2 separate regions of the Mus musculus genome follow, and region 2 is linked to region 1. The links are chromatin contacts, found by Hi-C in ENCODE. All regions are on one chromosome and are shown on one strand. The core of a region is the stretch at or near the end of the contact, and the rest is flanking DNA. Distances in the headings are between cores, read along the strand shown. Region 1 holds the start of Zfp692 (zinc finger protein 692). Region 2 holds the start of H2aw (H2A.W histone).

Evidence for each region. A loop is a pair of places that touch in the nucleus more often than their neighbours do.
Region 2: a map of v-Abl transformed pro-B cells shows a loop between it and region 1 (2.9-fold over the local background). The contact joins the promoter of H2aw here to the promoter of Zfp692 in region 1. A Hi-C loop is called at or near these places in 2 of 37 maps with a recorded cell type or tissue (T-helper 17 cell and v-Abl transformed pro-B cells).

Annotation. Positions count from the first base shown.
Region 1 is chr11:58,302,652-58,309,721 of GRCm38, forward strand. Zfp692 (zinc finger protein 692) reads left to right here and starts at 4,418. Exons shown (of 12, transcript NM_182996.3): 1 at 4,418-4,605; 2 at 4,861-5,110; 3 at 5,322-5,353; 4 at 6,144-6,407; 5 at 6,741-6,789; 6 at 6,877-7,014. The coding sequence starts at 4,935.
Region 2 is chr11:58,951,876-58,958,945 of GRCm38, forward strand. H2aw (H2A.W histone) reads left to right here and starts at 2,810. Exons shown (of 1, transcript NM_178218.4): 1 at 2,810-3,317. The coding sequence starts at 2,863. The coding sequence ends at 3,255. It also overlaps the pseudogene H2bu1-ps and a transcript of Trim17 not described here.

The DNA.
Region 1 (7,070 bases), core at 3,168-5,667:
CGTAGGAATTGCTGGCTTCTTGCTTCGCTTGGAGAAGATCCTAGGCCAGCACCGGACAGTGAGCTCTGTGCAGTCGCTGTCTGTGAACCCCAAAACGCACTTCTGGGTGAGACGATTGCAGCACTGAGCCTATGGAGTTGCAGCCGAGTACGCACCGTAACTCTTGCTCCCATGCAAACGCACCCAGCATTCGGAGGCCAGGCTAGGGGCTCTGCGTTTACCGCTCCGAGAGACCTGAGTTCGGTGAGTATCGCTCCAGCAGCGGCTGTACGACCCTGAGTGCTTTAGCTCCCAACGGAAGGCCACGCACCGCCCTGCAGAACAGTCATGGACCCGCTTGCGGATGGCCTTCCTCTGAGATCACCCGTCCTTCCCGTTTTTTTCTCTCCCCCGCAACTTTTTTCTTCATCCTTGCCTCCCTTCTTCCTCCACTTAACTTCAACCTTCCCTTTGCCTTGGTGAACTGATGAAGGAGATAATAAATACAGATGTGCAACTGGCGAAGAAAAAAAAACCCACCAAACAAACAAAAAACCGAACAAAACAAAACAAAGCACAAAGTTATGAAAGGTAGAGGAGTCAGAGTTGCTGATGTATACAGGCACGAGGTGCAGGCGCTGGGATTGGATCAATGTTATCCTTAGCTGTACAGTGAGTTCTGGAAACACGAGAACTCGTCTCAAAAACAAAATAAAAAAGCAAAACAATAACACATGACCCATCCAATCATGATATATATCATGGGCCTATCTCTGGATATATACATATACATATAAATATATAATTTCAAATAAATGAATGAATCTAAGGAAAATATCCTGCCCTTGTTCAAATGGTGAGGAAAGCTATTCTATTTAGACTATTTATTATTTATTATATATTATTTATTTATTATATATTATTATTTATTATTTATTCTATTTAGACTATTGCGGAAGCAGAGAAATACAGATTGTTTAGATCTAGCAAAGACAGAAAAACAGCTGGGGGTTGTAACCAAGGAAACGGTGGCCAGGGTGGGTGGAAAGTTCTTAAGAGCCGATGTCAAGGGCATTAAACATCCCACAGAATTCTTCAAAAACCAAATCAAAGACTTAGACCTCCAAGGCGAGGGATGATGAACTTGTTATTCGACAAAAGCCCATCTCTCAGTGCGGGGGTTAACTGATGGAGTTCTCCACGGACTAATCCAGGGGGGATGGCTAAGCCGAGACAGGTGGGGGCCAAGGTTCAGGCCTAGTCAAAGGGTCCAGAGGAGGTTAACTAAGAGTTGGTTAATGATGGATTTGTAGGATGTTAAAACCACTCAGAGGAGAGTTTGAAGAGATTTTTAAAAGTAGCCCATGTAGCCAAAATGAATGAATGAATGAATGAACAAACGAACGAATGAATAAATACATGGTGTAAAGAGATTGCTTATCAATGCGGGTGTGTTCAGGTCCCCAGTGTAATAAACTGTGATGCTTGACATATGGCTTCTTATTTGAAGTTTTTTTTTTCCCCTGACAGAGAATAAATTATTTTTTATTTTTCTTTTCATTTCTTCCCTTTTCTTGTCTGTCTGTCTGTCGTTTCTTTTCTTTCTTTCTTTCTTTTTCCTTTTCTTTTTTTTTTTTTTTGGAGACAGATTTCTTTACATAGCCCTGGATGTTCTGGAATTCACTTTGTAGATGAGGCTGGCCTTGAACTCACAGAGATCTTCCTGCTTCTACCTGAGTGCTGGGATTAAAGGTGTGTACCACTGTATCTGGTGAACATGCCTGGGTGCAGTGAACAAAATTCTTAATTAAAAAAATATTTTTATATATTTTATATAATATATATGCATTTATATATTTTATATATTAAATATATTATATATATTTTATATAAAAATATATTTTTATACATTATATTATATATATATATATATATATATGGTGTGTCTGTGTGGGAGTTTGTGGGTACAAGTGCAGTAGTGCAGTACAGAGTCCAGAAAAAGGTGTTGGATCCCCTAGAGCTGGAGTTAAAGGTGGCTGTGATCTGTCTGGTATGAGGTCTGGCAACCAACTCTGGTTGTCCACAAGAGCAGTAAGCACTCTGTACTGGCTAGTTTTGTGTCAACTTGACACACCTGGAGTTATCACAGTAAAAGGAGCTTCAGTTGAGGAAATGCCTCCATGAGATCCAACTGTAAGGCATTTTCTCAATTAGTGATCAAAGGGGAAAGGCCTCTTGTGGGTGGGACCATCTCTGGGCTGGTAGTCTTGGGTTCTACAAGAAAGCAAGCTGAGCAAGCCAGGGGAAGCAAACCAGTAAAGAACATCCCTCCATGGTTCTGCATCAGCTCCTGCTTTCTGACCTGCTTGAGTTCCAGTCCTGACGAACTTGATGATGAACAGTAATGTGGAAGTGTAAGCTGAATAAACCCTTTCCTCCCCAACTGCTTCTTGGTCATGTTTGTGCAGGAATAGAAACCCTGACTAAGACACACTCTTAACTGTAAACCCATTTTTTTTTCATGAAGATAAGTTTTTTTAAAGTTTAATTTTACTTTAATTCTCATTTCTCTCTTTCTCGTAGCCCTGGCAAACTTGATATGCAGATCAGGCTGGCGTGGAGCTCATAGAGATAGACCCATTTACCTTTGCTGCTGCTGCTTTTTTTTTTTTTTTTTTTTGGTTTTTGGTTTTTTTGAGACAGGGTTTCTCTGTGTAGCCCTGGCTGTCCTGGAACTCACTCTGTAGACCAGGCTGGCCTCGAACTAGGAGATCCACCTGCCTCTGCCTCCCGAGTGCTGGGATTAAAGGCGTGCGCCACCATTGCCCGGCTCTACCTTTGCTTCTTAGGTGCTGGGATTAAAGTGTGTGCCACCACATGTGGTGATCATCTTTAAAAATAAAAATTATTTTGTGCGTACATATCGTGTGTGAGCATCAGTGCCATGCCTCGTGTCTGTGGAGACCAGAGGACAACTTTAGAGGCCATTCTCCCCCTTCCACCCTAATGCTGGGTTCTAGGGATTAAACTGAGGCCCCAGACTTGCTCAGCAAGCATCTTTCTCTGATGAGATGCCTCAACAGTCTATGATGATCATACTGCATGCTGAAACATAGTTTCACCAAACATCCGTGTTCTAACTACTAGAATATGTGAAAGTTGCTTTTTTTTTGTAGCCAACACTTTGCAGTTATAACTGTTTGAGGTGTTGAAATGGGAGGTCCTCTGGATTACCCAAGTGGACTGTGTTTGAAAGAAGAGGAAGGGTTGCACTAGAGCAAGGCTGTGTGGAGTCAGAAGCTTATGTGATATGGCCAGAAGTCCCAGAACGCTGGTCACCACTGGAAGATAAAAAAGGCAAGGAGAAAACTCTCTTAGAGCTCTTGCTTGACCTGTAGCCCTGTTCAGCACTTTGGTGCAGACCTCCAAAACTGTAAGCGAGTAAATTTCTGCTGTTTTGAGTTGTCAAGTTTGTAGTGATTTGCTACAGAAAACAGTCAGTAGTGCAAGTGACTTGGAGTGAGGTTTGAGCCCTAAGGCTGTTCATTGTGGACTCCCTTGTGCCAGGCACTTGTAAATTCTTTATAAACATGAAGTATATTAAGCCATTTAACCATGGAGAGTCAACTGGGCAGTCAAAGGAGTCTGGAATCCCAAAAGGGTAGCCAGAAACATCAATCAATGGGTGATCTAATTACATCACCCCCCCCCCCCCAAGAGCATACCTAAAAGAGAGGCTTGCCAGGGACCTGAGCCTAGTCCATTCCATCTTTTGGTAACAGAAGGATCTAAGAGAGAAGAGGATCCAGCCAAGCGGGAGAAAACCAGGAGCAGACAAAGTCTAGTCTGACAGTGAAGTTGAGAAGAAAGTGAGATGAATGTGTGGCAAGAGGAGAGAGCTAAACTCTTCTCCATTCTGGGGCAGAGAGGCAACAGAATTGGTCACTTCATTTAGCAACATAGAGAGGTGCAGGCCTTTAATCTCAGTACTTCAAAAGTGGAGGCAGGAGTCAAGGCTATCTTGGCTACATGGTGAGTTTGGACACCAGCCTGAATTACATGAGACCTTGTTTCAAGCAAAACAGAAAATAAAAAACTTGTGCCGTTGACAAGTGCCGTTGCAGTCTCTTGATAGAAATAACTCCATCAGAGCCATTTGTAGACGATGTGAAATCAGAGTCTGTACAAAGTGTAGGCAACTTCTCGTGTGGATGGTGGCAGGTTATAGGTTGCAGCTGGAGGGTGGTCTCGCGGTTCAGAAAGGACTCTAGTTGGCTTCAGCTGGCGGATGCTGCAGCTCGCGTTTGCTTGGTGGCAACTGATAGGCAGAGATGCTAATAGAAGGAGCAATGACGACAGAATCCCAGACAGTCGTTCAGGACTAAGGCTAACTACAATTCCCGGCAGGCTTTGCACGGGGCTCCCGGGGCGCAGGCGCAGACAGCTGTCTTCCCGCTGCAAGTCCAGGCCGTAGCCTCCTGACGCCGAGGGGGGACGGTTTCTTCTTAAAAGAGAAACAGCGGCGGCGCGCGCGGTGGGCCCCGGTCCTTCTGTGGCTTTCGGAGTGAGCACGCGGGTCCGGGGAGCGCAGGCGCAGTTTGGGCAAAGGCGGGTTGGGGCGTGCAGGTAAGACCCCACGAGGGTTGGCCCGGTGTCCTAGCATTGCTGGGTGGGCTTCCCCTGCATGGGAGGCAGGGAGAAGGCCAAGGCGCGGCTGCACGCAGACCTGGCCGCCTCCAGACAAGGAGAGCAAGTTTCCAGTCTTTTCCCCCTGCCTGCGACCCCCGTGTTCCAAGTGTCCTCCCTGGCTCTAAGAAGGGGTGGCTGGATCCGAGAGGCGCGAGCGCTGCGGAGGCACTATGGTCTCCCCATTCATTGCAGACGGAGCGAGGGGCTGTGTCTGTCCCGAAAGCCCCGACGACGACAGCACGTTCCTCCCGTAGGCCCGCACGTCTATGGCCTCTCCGGTGGCAGACGCATCCCGCCGCCGGCGGGAGAAGCGCAGGCAGCTGGACGCGCGCCGCAGCAAGTGCCGCATCCGCCTGGGCGGCCACATGGAACAGTGGTGCCTCCTCAAGGAGCGGCTGGGCTTCTCCCTGCACTCGCAGCTCGCCAAGTTCCTGTTGGACCGGTTAGGGGCCGGGAGGGACCAAGGAGGGCACCGAGACACAGCCCCAAGCCGGTTCCTACAGCCTTGGGTTTCTCGTTTGGGCAGGGTGGGCCTGCTCCTCCCCTCCTAGCCCCAGCGAATGGGAGGTCTGTAGGGTTGGCCCTGTAAGTGTGTGAGTGCGGAGACTTGAGGGTGGTTGGCTCTGAGCTGACACCAAGCTCCTCTCTGGCAGGTACACTTCTTCAGGCTGTGTCCTCTGTGCAGGTAGGTAAAAGACGTTAACAGGTAGTGGCGCCTCCTAGAGACTGAATGTCTCAAGAGAAATGGATCAGAAGCTCCTACTGGGTTCGGGAAGAGGACAAGCCCAAAATAAGCCTGCTGCCATGCCTGTGGGAAAGGAGCTTTGCCTTGGGACCTTTGGGTGTGTTTGTCCCGGCTCTAAACCAAACCAAAACAACAAACAACTGTGCATCTAGGTTGAAAACAAAAACAAGATCCCTTCAAACTCTTCAGGGGCTGAAGCAATGGCTGGGTGGTGTGCTGCTCTTGCAGAGGAACCCAAATTCCTTTCCTTCCTAGTGCTCATGGCAGGAGGCTCACTGTGTGGAACTCTAGCTGCAGGGAGATCCAACATCCCTGGCCTCCAGGAGCACCTGCACTCATGTGCACACACCCACAGATATACAAAGCTAATGACAAATAAAATATTTTTAAAAGAATGCTTAAAAAAAGAAAAAACCCAATGTCTGGGCATGGAGAGATGGCTCAGCAGTTAAGAACGTTGACTGTTCTTCCAGAGGTCCTGAGTTCAGTTTCCAGCAACCACATGGTGGCTCACAACCATCTGTAATGGGATCTGATGCTCTCTTCTGGTGTGTCTGAAGATAGCTACAGTGTACTTACATACATAAAATAAATAAATCTTTAAAAAAGATTAGAAAAAAACAAATAAACCGATGTCGTATATGTCCTGAGGTTGCCAGTGGGTTTAGAGGGTTAGGATGGCCTGAGTGGTTTTCTTGGTCCTTGCATGACTGCTTCATCTTACCTCCAGCTCCAGAGCCTGGGCCTCGGAAGGGTCTGCAGTACCTGGTGCTCCTGTCTCACACACACAGCCGGGAATGCGGCCTAGTGCCCGGGCTCCGGGGGCCTGGAGGTGGTGAAGGAGAGCTTGTATGGGAGTGCTCTGCGGGCCACACGTTCTCCTGGGAACCCTCTTTGATTCCTGCACCTTCAGATGTACCTAAGCAGGCCCCTCTCACACACACCACAGAGAGAGCCTGGTGTTCAGAGGCCAGGAGGAAGCAGGAAGCCCAAGGTGAGTGAGGAAGGAAAACACTTTTCAGTCTTCTCTGAATGTGTTAACTATCATTAGGGTCTCGTGTAGCCACGTAGCCTGGCTCTCCCTCCACCTTCCAAGAGCTGGAGTAATGATCTCTTTATGATAGCAAGGAAATATATCCTCACATGCATTGCTAGGTATGGGAAGCAAAAGTGTGGAGTGATGGATGGACAGAAACTGGAGATAAGGTTTGAAAGAGAATTCATTTGTAAAAAGCACTACCAAGCAAACCAGGATGCCTTTGGGAAGAAACTGTCCTCAGTCTTTGAGTCTAGGCCTCCTTCTCTTATGACCTGCTTGTGCCAACAGGTTTGGAATGTGAGCAGCGAGAAAGGACTCAAGAAACCAGGCTGTCCAGGTGAGGGAAGCGAGGGGCAGGACAGACCTGCATAGGGAGTGGGGATGAGGTGGCAGTTTCTCAGGCTTGTCTTTCTTGAGCTTGCAGGAGAGTAGATTCTCCATTGGAGATCGACCCACCTCTGGGAGAGGATCAGGATGTGGAGGAGGAGGAGGAAGAAGAAGAGGAAGAGGAAGAGCTGCTCAGTGACGCCAGCCCATGGACCTACAGCTCCTCCCCAGATGAGCCAGTTGGGATTGAGGGAGGATGGGGAACGGCTTGAGAGAGGGGGGAGGCAGCTG
Region 2 (7,070 bases), core at 1,560-4,059, 650 kb after region 1:
TTATTTCTTGTTCTATCTGTTTATTTCTGTCTTCTTAAGAGAGATCAAAGGAAAGTCGTTTATACGCCACACACTGACTGTCTGTGCCCAGGAATGAATTTGAAATAATAATCCGGGCAGTCGGACAAAAGGGACTGAGCTGCATCTCAGTGGAGAACCTTGGCTAAGCCTAGAGGTCTGAGGTTTGAGTCTCCAGCTAACCCCTCCTGATTTAGTTAGGGTTTCTCTTCCTGCACAAACATCATGACCAAGAAGCAAGTAGGGAAGAAAGAGTTTATTCCGCTTACATTTCCAAACTGCTGTTCATCACTGAAAGAAGTCAGGACTGGAACTCAAGCAGGTCAGGGAGCAGGAGCTGATGCAGAGGCCATGGAGGGATGTTCCTTACTGGCTTGCTTCCCCTGGCTTTCTCAGCATGCTCTCTTATATAACCTAAGACTACCAGCCCAGAGATGGTCCCATCCACAAGGGCCTTTCCCCCTTGATCACTAATTGAGAAAATGCCTTACAGTTGGATCTCATGGAGGCATTTCCTCAACTGAAGCTCCTTTCTCTGTGATAACCCCAGCCTGTGTTGTTGACACAAAACCAGCCAGTATACCTCCTCCCATCAAACCTAAGTGAAAGACTAGTTTTACTAAAACTAAATGGTTCATGTCTTAACCGATTCTCCACCGTCCCTGTGTCCTTTTTTTTTAAAAAAAAATACCGAGATAATTTAGTTGGCATGTTTAAATTTCAATAGACAATTCTGGAAGCAGCAAATAGTTAAATGTAATATACATGTAACTGTTGTTGGCAGAAGGAAAATAAGAGAGATATTTTCAAAGAGAATAATATGAAATATCTTTTTAAGAATTATTTTGACCTGACTTGTATTAAATTGATGAAGCAATAGGTATTTTCAAGAATGGTTTTAAAAAAATGATTTTTAAAAAAATTCCTGGTTTGTCATTTGTATCTTTGCAGTTACTTGAACTTCAGATAAAAATGCTTCAGATGCTAACTTTAAAACACATGATGCTATCAAAAACCCTTTTCTGTGGACCAAGCTGGAAAGCAGAAGGTGGCACAGCTACTGTAGGAAGTTCAAGCAGAGATAGCCTCCCCTCAAATGCCAAATGTCAAATGCCTGAGTCCAGATGAGAGGGGCTCCCTTTGACAACTTGGTAAAAAAATAAAATGTACGTAGTATTCCCTGCTGGTGACTATAGGATTCTCAATATGTCTCGTAACAACTCAAATAATTATCACGAATCCTCTTTTCATAAATAAAAGCCAAACCAAGGAAAGTGGTGATCTTTCCACAGGTAAAATTCCCTGCCCAAACGTTCTCCATAAAAATGACATTCTCCCCAGTGTAGGGGAATGCCAGGGCCAGGAAGCAGGCAGGAGTGGGTGGGTTGGTGAGCAGGGGAAGGAGGAGGAAATAGGGTGTTTTCGGAGGGGAAACCAGAAAGGGAGATAGGATTTGAAATGTAAATAAAGAAAATATCTAATAAAAAAATTTTTAATGACGTTCTCCAAATAAATGCTGAGTGTGGATTATTCTTTTACTAATGCTTCACAGAAAATTATGCAGCTTTAGGGGAACAACTCTTGCTCAAAACAACGGAACTCTTTCCCACCTCCCATCCCCTAACCACTGAAACTGCTTGCTGGCAGCTCAGGCTAATTACATCCTAGCTCCTGCACACAGGCTTTGCGGTGTGCCGCCCCTCCCCCCGCCCCGTTTCCAGCATACTGCTAGTGCAGGGTTTATTGACATGATATAATGTCAGAATAGTTTTCAGGGGCTAAAGACGCCTCTCTATTCCAGAAAAGGATGGAAAGGGTGCTAAAGGGAACACAGATTCAGAGGCCACCAAGGGGGCCCACATCCAGAATACCACCTCACTGTGACCTCGCCCACCGAAACTTCAGGCTTGGGGAGAGGACTCACGCCCCTTGCCTGCTCCTGCAGCTGTCGTTCACACTCTACGCTTAGGAAGGGCAAAGCAGCCATACCCCCACATTTCTCGCTCAAAAATCGGACTTGGCCGCACCCAGTGTCAGGGAACGCCTCGGGCGCGTGGCAATCGTCAGTGGCCCGCACTGTGTTCAAGACCCTTTTAACGACTGTATGGGTGGCTCTGAAAAGAGCCTTTGAATTGAGGGCACCCTCGCCGCGCCTCACTTGGAGCTGGTGTATTTGGTGACTGCCTTGGTGCCCTCGGACACAGCATGCTTGGCCAGCTCCCCGGGCAGCAGCAGGCGCACGGCTGTCTGCACCTCGCGGGACGTGATGGTCGAGCGCTTGTTGTAATGCGCCAGGCGGGAGGCCTCGCTGGCGATGCGCTCGAAGATGTCATTGACGAACGAGTTCATGATGCCCATGGCCTTAGACGAGATGCCGGTGTCCGGATGCACCTGCTTCAGCACCTTGTACACGTAGATGGAGTAGCTCTCCTTGCGGCCCCGTTTGCGTTTCTTGCCATCCTTTTTCTGCGCCTTGGTGACCGCCTTTTTGGAGCCTTTCTTGGGGGCTGGAGCTGATTTGGATGGATCAGGCATAATGTCTAGTTGTACTACGGAAACGCGGACGCCCCTGTAGCAAGAATATTTGTATGCCTTGCATTCAAATGAAGGATCAGGCATCACTCCCTTTGATTGAATACAATTTTACATTACGTCATCGCGGGGTAAGGCATATGCAAATTAGGAAGGCTCCGCGTTCTTTTCTGATTGGTTCTTGTTGGCATCCAATAGGAAGGTGCAGTCTAGCCTCCCTCCTGATCATATATAAGAGCTTGCTGGCGCTTACGAATTCGTTTTCGCTAGGTTTCTTTTCTGTTTTTGCGTACTTTTGGTTATCAGTGGAAGATGTCTGGTCGTGGCAAGCAGGGCGGCAAAGCTCGTGCAAAAGCGAAGTCTCGTTCTTCCCGTGCCGGCCTGCAGTTTCCAGTGGGCCGTGTGCACCGCCTTCTCCGTAAGGGTAATTATTCGGAGCGGGTCGGCGCTGGTGCCCCGGTGTACCTGGCGGCTGTGCTAGAATATCTGACTGCTGAGATCCTGGAATTGGCTGGTAATGCGGCCCGCGACAATAAGAAGACGCGAATCATCCCGCGCCACCTGCAGTTGGCCATCCGCAACGACGAGGAGCTCAACAAGCTGCTGGGCCGCGTGACCATCGCGCAGGGCGGCGTCCTGCCCAACATCCAGGCCGTGCTACTGCCCAAGAAGACCGAGAGCCACCACAAGGCCAAGGGCAAGTGAGGCCCCTACCGGTCGTTAGTGCGACTTTTACAGACACCAAAGGCTCTTTTCAGAGCCACCCACAACCTCATTAGAAAGCGCTGTACACTGAGCCTGTCGCCAGTTACTGGCCAGGCCAGTTCTCCTGACTCCTTCCGTGCATTCCTGCATCCCTGTGCGGCGCTTGGGGAGCTCAAGGGAGACCAACGGCTTCATCTGCGGGTGGCCTGCGGGCCGTTGGAGGCGTTCGAGTTTCTCCCCACCACTCCGTGTCAGACACAAGGTTGCAGTTAACGTTCGTGTTTGGACATTAAGGGGATACTTAATAATAGAAATTAGTATAAGGTTCTGGTTTAGATGCTAGTGTTTCTATTGAAACTGGGTTAAATTGACATGTTCAAGTCTTCCAGTTAGGACGGGGTTTTCAAAGGTTTCTGAGGGGAGACTTGGTATTTCAAATCTACTTGTTTATATAAATGTTCTGTTACAAGGCGATTTACAACTTTGGAGTTTTGCTGGTTTCCTTTGTGGGGGTGGGGAGCCGGTCTCTAGGCTGCTTCAGCCTGCTTAGTGGTAGGATTACAGATGAGCATGGTGGTCCTGCAGGCCTTTGGAACTGGTTAATCGGATCCACTTAAGTAGCTTAACCTTGGGGAGCAAAGTGATTTGTCAGGTTCTGGTTAAACTAGGTGTGAGAGTACAGCAGTGTCCTTTGTCATAAAGTTTAAAGCAGCATCATACTAAGGACATGCTTTTATAGATGATTGTGACTTCTTTAAGCAGCATGACGAATGGTTGAGTTACAGGTAAATCAGGAGCGTGGTTGGGAAAGGGAGAGGAGGGGGTTAAATGAGTTACCTTTAAATCGTTTTAAATGGCACAGAATTGGGCCTCTTCCCTGTTAACTGCTGTACACTATTTAAAATTTAACAATACAGGCCACGAAGACAGTTATATAATGTTTATTATATAATTTATATAGACTGTACTGAAACTGGATCTGTTCAAGCCTGGGCTCCTCAGACACCGTCTGTAACTACAGAGCTGCTCATAAAATACCAACGTCTTAAAGCCATTTGTCTAAGGATAAGCAATTTTCCTTAACGGTGAGTCTTAACAGAGTGATCAATAGACTGCGTATAGATTATACATCTGCAAATGGGTGGTCTCAGTAAAACAAAGCCAGAGGGTTGGACCTCCAGAGATCTTTATGTTCTTTTAGTTAGAATCTCTAGTTCTAGTTTTAGTTTGTATGTGTTCATAGGTCATTGTAGCTGCTCAAACGCTTGAGTGGAGGTTAAACTTTTTAGGAATTGGGTTATGTTAGCATTTATTTAATGGTGTTATAGAGGCATCGTGGAGGGAGGTGTACTAGGGTAGTTTCTCATCTCTTCTAAGGCTGCTGTCAAATGCACAACCACTACCCAAAAGGAATATTTAATTTCCATTTAGGTAAAATGTAATGTAAAGACGCAGCTCATAAGTTGCCCTGTCATATGTGGCTAGTGAATAACTAGAGAGCACAGATTCTGAGTGTGTCTACAAAATTAAAGGAAGTTCCAATCATAGCAGCTGTGATCTAGGATCTGGTCATCTGGATTATCATTTCCAGATGGGAAGTACCAATGTGAAAAGAGAATGTTCACTGGATTCAAGCACTCCATGATCCATTCCTAGGTATATGCCCAATAAAATAAGAGTACGTGTATAACATAAGCTACACAGGCGGAGGAACAGTTATCAGTCATGAAACCTAAAAGGTAGAGGAAACCCAAATATTCATCAGCTGAGGAACAGCACAAAACTGTCTGTTCTTGTGACGGAGCATTAGTCAGTGAAGGGACTGGACAAGATGACTGAACCTTCATGTCCAGAACGGGCAAAAGATACAGGAGCTGAAGGAGGGGAGAGAGTAAGCATGGACCTTCCAGATGTGGTCCAGGAAGAAGGCTTAAGAAATGCGCTCAGTGTGCTCGCATGAAGACCTGAGCAGATCCAGAACCCATGTAATGCAGGGCCAGGTTAGCACTTTAACTAATTCCAGTGCTGCCAGGGAAGACCGGAAAATCCCTGAAAGCTCGCAGGCCAGCTGCTATGGCATAAACAGCGACTAACAAGAGACCCTGGCAAAAGGTTGGAATTTGAGACCAACACCTGAGATTGTCCTCAGACCTTAATGTATGAGAGCATGAGTGCCTGCACTCACATTCATATATGCAGAGGTGTGCAGTGCACACTCACCACTCACAAGGGGGTCAGGGGCAGGGTGGATGAAGGAAGCCTGGAAGCCCTAAGGACAGAAAGAGGACAAAAATTTGGTCCAGTGTTTCCTTTCTAGAGTAAAACTGACCCACCTCAGGTAAAAGGTGAAACTCCTCGTACCACAGCTGCCATCATGAGAGACCATGTGGAGAGGCAGGAGGGGACCTGATCCTCACTCTGCTGCAGCTCTGAGCAGGCCTTGGCAGATAGCCTTGCCAGGTTCAGCCTGCATGGGTGTTGTGTGGAGGTATGGAGGTCTTTCCCTGGCCCACTGTGTCTCTGAGCACATGCCTGTATTAGAGTCATTTCAGCCACTCTGCATGTGTTCCTGTGCACTGCTGAAGGCAAGAGACAGGGTTCCAGAAGGATGCAGCTTGAGCCAACCTCGGAAATATCTCGGAACAGTGTTTGCAGTGTGTGGGAGCTCTCTGCCTGTCTCCGCAGCATCCCGTGTTCCTCTTCTGGGTGTGGGTCTTTCCTCCAGCCCTGCTTCCCACCTTAGTCTCTGCTCTGTGGGGCTATTTCTTGTGGGCTCACCCACATGTCCAGTAATCTCCCACCTCAACAAAATTCAAAATATACCTAATATGCAGTCCAGCTCCCCTACTCCTGGGCATCTCTCCAGACGAAATGAGATCAGTATGTGGAAGAGACATATGTACTGACATGCTCATTGTGGATACTGTCGCTAGCTAAGATAGCTAAACATGGGACTAACCTCAGTGTCTGTGAAGGAGCAGATCCAAAATGCAGTATATACACAGATAAATATTACATAAGCTTTAAAAAAAAAAAAAAGAACCCAAAATTACATTTGTTGTCACATGGATGAACCTAGAGGACATTTCAGTGTCTTTTGGCATCATAGGAGATTGGTTCTCATCTCTGACCGACCCCCGAGCCTGGGCAGGCACCAAAATCTATGGGTACCCAGGATCCTTATATACAAAGCCATAACATCTGCTTATAACATACAAATGCCCTCAGTGTTTTAGTATGCCACCATAACTCCTTGTAAACAATGCAATGTAACTATAGGGTAAATAGTTGTACTAGGCTGACCAAAAATCATTGTCATGAAGCTCGATGCACATTCAGTAGAGATAACTCAAGAAAGTTGAAGAGCCGGGAGAGGTCAACTGGGAAATCAGTGGGGGTCAGCTGGAAAGTCATGAAAGCGTCTCCAGTAGGCTAATGGGGTGCTTCAAGGACCACAGAGGCTGCACTTTCCATTCTGTCCCTCAAGCTAAATTCTGGGGTTCAGAACAACTGCCAGGCCAGTTGGACTCAGGCTGTGTAGACAGCTAATTTCCTAATATGAATGGCAAAGCGGGATGGATGTGTAGTAGGCAGGGGTCTCAGGCCTCCTTGCTGCACATCCCAGGTTTGGCTGATGACCGTGAACGGCCCTCTTTTCTTGTGATAGCACCAAAACCACCGTTTCCACAAATCCGTAACTCTCCCCAAACTGCATGATAGCACCTGAGGGATATCCCCACCTGCTAAAGGCAGCCTGTTGTCCCCACTGGCATCTGGGTCACATGAAGTTTTCCTCCCTCTCTAAACAGTTCCAA